Linked DNA regions of Homo sapiens: region 1 is linked to region 2. Evidence: read pairs that join two places in POLR2A ChIA-PET (ENCODE). Cell type or tissue: PC-3. All regions are shown on one strand. Links, peaks and the distances in the headings refer to the core of each region. The heading gives the core; the rest is flanking DNA.

Region 1 (2,914 bases), core at 118-2,617, 110 kb after region 2:
AGATAGAGCGAACCTGAGCTCCCTCAGGTAAAGATATGCAGTTATTATCTGTAAAATAAAAAAGCTTCTCTATCCATTAAAAAAAAAAAACTGATACTGCCAAGAAGTGCCAGAAGTAAAGGTGGTTTTTAAACATTACTCAATCAGCTGACCAATGTATAAATAAAAGCTACCCTCCATCTGCCCTGGAAAGCAGATTGCCAGCAATTTTTTTTTTTTTTTTTTTTTTGGTAATTTACAGCAATTTACATTTTCTTTGTTGCATAGAAGTGCTGCTTGTATAACCTGAGGGTTCACACACCCTCCAGCTCCTTTTCCTCCTCAGTGGCTTGCACAGGAAGCCCGAGGCTGGGAGGAAAGGGCCTCCCGCTCCACCTTTCCTCAGCACTGCGGTCAGTGGCCCAGCCGGACTCCCAACCCTGGCCGTGGTCTGCTGCTTGCAAAGGGACGGGTCAAGGAGAACAGCAGCCCAGCTACCAAGGCTGGACTGGAAACGTGCTAAAGTACAAGGCTGATGTGAAGCAGAGAAAAGAAAAAGAGAAACTGAATTTAACATAATGAACGCCTTAGCATTACAAGTCTAGGACTTCACAGCTGTACTTCACTCAAAACTAAAGACCTAGGCAGGAAACAAGTGGCAGACACTGTAAAAGAAGAGTCAACACAGTCTTAAACACAGGATATGCCCTGCCTAGAGCCACATCCTTATCTCCACGTGTGACAGGGGGAACTGTTTCATCCAGAACATCTGAGGAAAAAACGAAGCCAAGAAGGACTACATCAAATTTCACACATTCTGGGACAATCCCTTACACAATAATGTGAAGGTTTCACCTTTTTCACCCTTTCATCTAAGTCACCAATTTCCTCCCCTAGGAACTTGTTCATATAGAGTCCTCTAATGTGCCTAACAAAACAGAAACTCAAACAAGCACCTAAAGAATGTCCCAGAGAAGAAATGAGAATGTTTAGAATGGAAAGCCATTTGCTCCTCGAGGTTAAACAGGACACATAGTTCAACGCCCTACTTCAAAATCAATCCCAGGTGTAACCCAAGTTTTTCTAGGGTTTGTGTAATATATGAAAGTCTTTCAATTTAGGACTTGACTTCCTTAGGAACAATTTTTTTTCCTCCTAAAAAATCAAAATTGGGCTGGGTGCGGTAGCTCACACCTGTAATCCCAGCACTTTGGGAGGCCGAGGCGGGCAGATCACGAGGTCAGGAGATCGAGACCACGGTGAAACCCCATCTCTACTAAAAATACAAAAAATTAGCTGGGTGCGGTGGCAGGCGCCTGTAGTCCCAGCTACTCACAACGCTGAGGCAGGAGAATGGCGTGAACCCGGAAGGCAGAGCTTGCAGTGAGCCGAGATCGCGCCACTGCACTCCAGCCTGGGCGACAGAGTGAGACTCCGTTTCAAAAAAAAAAAAAAAAAAATCAAAATTAAAACAGTCAACATCCAAGTCCCACCCTGCTGAAAGCTAAACTCCAATCACCATGTTTTCTGAGGTGCCAAGCCAGGGTGATTAAAAGAAAGAACAACGAGGCTGGACATGGTGGCTCACACCTGTAATCCCAGCATTTTCGAAGCCTAAGTCAGGCAGATCGCTTTGAGCTCAGGAGTTTGAGACCAGCCTAGGCAACATGGTGAAAACCCATCTCTACAAAAAATACAAAAACTAGCCAGGTGTGATGGCACGTGCCTATAGCTACTTGGAGGCTAAGGCTGGAGAATTGATTGAGCCTGTGAAGTGGAAGCTACAGTGAACGGAGATTGTGCCACATTCCACCTCAGCCTGGGCAAGACAGTGAGACCCTGTTTCAATTGAAGAGAAAAAAAAAAAAAGAAGAAGAAGAAGAAAAGGATTGGTAAGGTTTGATAGAGGAAAGTGCCCCAGGCTGGCTGAGTGATATTTACATTGCTGATTCTGAGTGCAAAGCACTGGTTCAGGTCATTCAACAGTTACACCTTAGGTAACCCTCCCAGGAATCCCGAGGGTAGAAATTTTAACCCCATGGTATAGATGCAGAAATGAAAGCTAAGAGCACAGAAGCAGAATGTGGTGAACACAAGGCCTGGCCAACCCCATAACCATGCCCTTTCTACTCAGACCAAAGGCCTCTAGAGCCCAGGAGAAAAACCTGTTGCCAGCTATCTGCGTGACCTTGGGAAAGTACATCTTTCCAGGTGTTACTTTCTTACCTCTTAATTCAGAAGGAAAACAGGCTCAGTGAATCTGGAAGAAGGGAGTGAGCATGCATGCATAGCCAGTCCTGCCCTCTGTCCTCTTTTGAGGGCAACATTCTGCTGCACAGCTCTGGAGATGAGCCTCAGGAAGGCCACTTGCCCGCAGAGATAAGCCATGTTCTGCATAGCAGCTCTAACCCTGATCAGCATAAAGGTAAATTTTGGTCTCCAACAATTGAAGACTGGCTGAATTGAAGACCACCTTACTCCTGTCTTTCTTCTCAGCTGATTCCAGGACACAGGCAGGGAAAGAGGATGAAATTTGGTCCTCTTTGAACACTTGTAAAATGGGAAAATTTCTAAGACAGAACTTCTGTTCATTTAGAATAGGAGCTACGACCATCTTTCCCGCAAGGGACTTGTAATAGAAAGAAAATAGGCCGGGCGCAGTGGCTCACACCTGTAATCCCAGTACTTTGGGAGGCTGAGGCGGGAGAATCGCTTGAACCTGGGAGGCAGAGGCTACAGTAAGCCGAGATGGCGCCACTGCACTCCAGCCTGGGTGACAGAGCGAGACTCTGTCTCAAAAAGAAAGAAAGAAAGAAAATACACACACACATTCCAAGTAACCAAAACACTATTCCAGAAATTAATAAATGGAAACTGTTAACTAGGTACACTTACTTTCACAAAATAAATGTGTTCCCCTTGCAGCAAAGAAACC
Region 2 (2,914 bases), core at 237-2,736:
CCATTTCTTTTAGATTTTCTAGTTTATGTGCATAGATGTATTCATACTATTCTATGATGGTTGCTTGTATTTCTGTGTGTTCAGTGGTAATATTCCCCTTACCATTTTTCACTGTGTTTATTTGAATCTTCTCTGTTTTCTTCGTTAGTCTACCTAGTGGTCTATCTATCTTATTAATTTTTTCAAAAAAAACTAGCTCCTGGATTCATCTTTTGAATGATTTTTCATGACTATCTCCTTTGTTCACCTCTGATTTTGGTTATTTATTGACTTCTGCTAGCTTTGGGATTTGTTTGCTCTTGCTTCTCTATTTGTTTTAGTTGTGATATTAGGTTGTTAACTTGAGATCTGATGAGGGTGTTTAGTGCTATAAATTTCCCTCTTAACACTGCCTTAGCTGTGTCCCAGAGATTCTGGTATGTCATATCTTTGTTCTCATTAGTTTCGAAGAGCTTCTTGAGTTCTGCCTTAATTTCATTTATTTACTCAAAAGTCATTCAGGAGCAGGTTATTCAATTTCCATGTAATTGTACAGTTTTGAATGAATTTCCTAATCTTGAGTTCTAATTTGATTGCACTGTTGTCTGAGATATTGTTATGATTTCAGGTCTTTTGCATTTGCTGAGAGGTGTTTTACTTCTGATTATGTCACTGATTTTACAGTAAGTGCCACGTGGCAATGAGAAGAATGTATATTCTGTTGTTTTCATGTGGAGAGTTCTGTAGATATCTATCAGGTCCATTTGATCCAGTGCTGAGTTCAGGTCCTGAATATCTTTGTTAATTTTCTTTCTTGATGATCTGTCTAATATTGTCAGCAGGTGGTTAAAGTCTCTCACTATTATTGTGTGGGACTCTAAGTCTCTTTGAAGGTCTCTAAGAACATGCTTTATGAATCTGGGTATTCCTATGTTGGGTGCATATACATTTAGAATAGTTAGGTCTTCTTGTTGAATTGAACCCTTTACCATTATATAATGCCCCCTTTGTCTTTTTTTATCTTTGTTGGTTTAAAGTTTGTTTTGTTAGAAACTAGGATTGCAACCCCTGCTTTTTTCTGTTTTCTATTTGCTTTGTAAATTTTCCTCCATCCCTTTATTTTGAGCCTATGTGTGTCATTGCACATGAGATGGGTCTCTTGAAGACAGCATACCACTAGGTCATGGTTCTTTATCCAACTTGCCATTCTGTGTCTTTTAATTGGGCATTTAGCCCATTTACATTTAAGGTTATTATTGATATGTATACATTTGATCCTGTCATCATGATGTTGTTAACTGGTTATTTTGCAGGCTGGTTTATGTAGTTGTTTTATAGTGTCACTGCTTTGTGTACTACAGTGTGTTTTTGCAGTGGCTAGTAACAGTCTTTTCCTTCCATATATATCTATATCTATATCTATATATATATATTTTTTTTTTTTTGAGACACAGTCTCACTCTGTCACCCAGGCTGGAATGCAGTGGTGCAATCTCGGCTCACTGCAACCTCTGCCTCCTGGGTTCAACCAATTCTCATGCCTCAGCCTCCCAGGTAGTTGGGATTACAGGTGTGCAACATGACACCCAGCTAATTTTTGTATTTTTAGTAGAGACGGGGATTCACCATGTTGCCCAGACTGGTCTCAAACTCCTGGCCTCAAGTAATGTGCCCACCTTGGCCTCCCAAAGTGCTGGGATTACAGACATGAGCCACCATGCCCGGCCTTCTTTCCATATTTAGTGCTTCCTTCAGGAGCTCTTGTAAGGCAGGTCTGGTAGTAATGAATTCCCTCAGCATTTGCTTGTCTGAAAAGGATCTTATTTCTCCTTCGTTTATGAAGCTTAGTTTGGCCAGATATGAAATTCTGGGTTGAAAATTATTTTCTTTAAGAATTCTGAGTGTTGGCCCCCAATCTCTTCTGGCTTATAGGTTTTCCTCTGAGAGGTCTGTTGTTAGTCTGCTGGGCTTCCCTTTGTAAGTGACCTGGCTTTTCTCTCTAGGTCCCCTTAACATTTTTTCTTTCATTTTGACCTTAGGGAATGTGTTAATTATGTGTCTTGGGGATGACCTTCTCATGGAGTATCTTACTGGGGTTCTCTGCATTTCCTGAATTTGAATGTTGGCCTGTCTAGCTAGGTTGGGGAAGTTCTCAGGGATGATATCCTGAAATGTGTTTTCCAAATTGGTTCCATTTGCCCCATCTCTTTCAGGTACACCAATCAGTCAAAGATTCAGTCTCTTTACATAATCTCATATTTCTCAGACGTTTTGTTCATTCCTTTTCATTCTTTCTTCTCTATTCTTGGCTGCCTATCTTATTTCAGAAAGACATTCTTCAAGCTCTGAGATTCTTTTCTCTGCTTGATTATGCTATTAATACTTGTGATTGCATTATGAAATTCTTACAGTGTGCTTTTCAGCTCTGTCAGGTTGGTTACATTCTTCTCCACTCTGGCTATTTTGTCTGTCAGCTCCTATGATGTTTTATCATGATTTTTAGCTTCCTTCCATTGGGTTACAATATCCTCCTTTAATTCAGTGAAGTTTGTTCCTATCCATATTCTGAATTCTACTTCTGTCATTTCAGCCATCACAGCCTTGGCCTGGTTCCAAACCCTTGCTGGAGAGGTGATGCAGTCATTTGGAGGAAAGAGGGCATTTTGCCTTTTTGAGTTTTCAGCATTCTTGTGCTGATTCTTTCTCATCTTTATGGGATTATCTATTTTCAATCTTTGAGGTTGCTGACCTTTGGATGGTTTTTGTTTTTGTTTTAACAGCTTGATCACTTTTCTGTAGGGCTGCTGTGGTTTGCTGGCAGCCTGGTCCCAGTCACCTTGGGTTTTCCAGTACCTGGAAGTATCACCAGTGAAGGCTGTAAAACAGCAAAGAGGGCAGCCCACCCCTTCCTCTGAGAGCTCCATCCCAGGGAAGT

The links. Peaks named below come from ENCODE experiments on the same cell type or tissue, not always from the same donor. Only the 100,000 strongest peaks of a DNase experiment are listed, where the experiment ranks them.
Region 1: POLR2A ChIA-PET joins it to region 2 with 12 read pairs; 2 of 35 experiments call an interaction of 5 or more read pairs at or near these places.

What each region holds. Positions count from the first base shown.
Region 1 is chr12:64,667,206-64,670,119 of GRCh38, reverse strand. The region is part of intron 1 of RASSF3 (Ras association domain family member 3); the gene reads right to left. Among named protein-coding and RNA genes, the nearest start is that of MIR548Z, 46 kb to the right of the region's middle. RefSeq lists enhancers at 370-429, 650-809. In PC-3, for the core only: no CTCF peak of the experiment used is centred there; no DNase peak of the experiment used is centred there; H3K4me3 peaks cover 610 bases; H3K27ac peaks cover 893 bases.
Region 2 is chr12:64,773,603-64,776,516 of GRCh38, reverse strand. It overlaps a transcript of TBC1D30 not described here. Among named protein-coding and RNA genes, the nearest start is that of GNS, 16 kb to the right of the region's middle. In PC-3, for the core only: no CTCF peak of the experiment used is centred there; no DNase peak of the experiment used is centred there.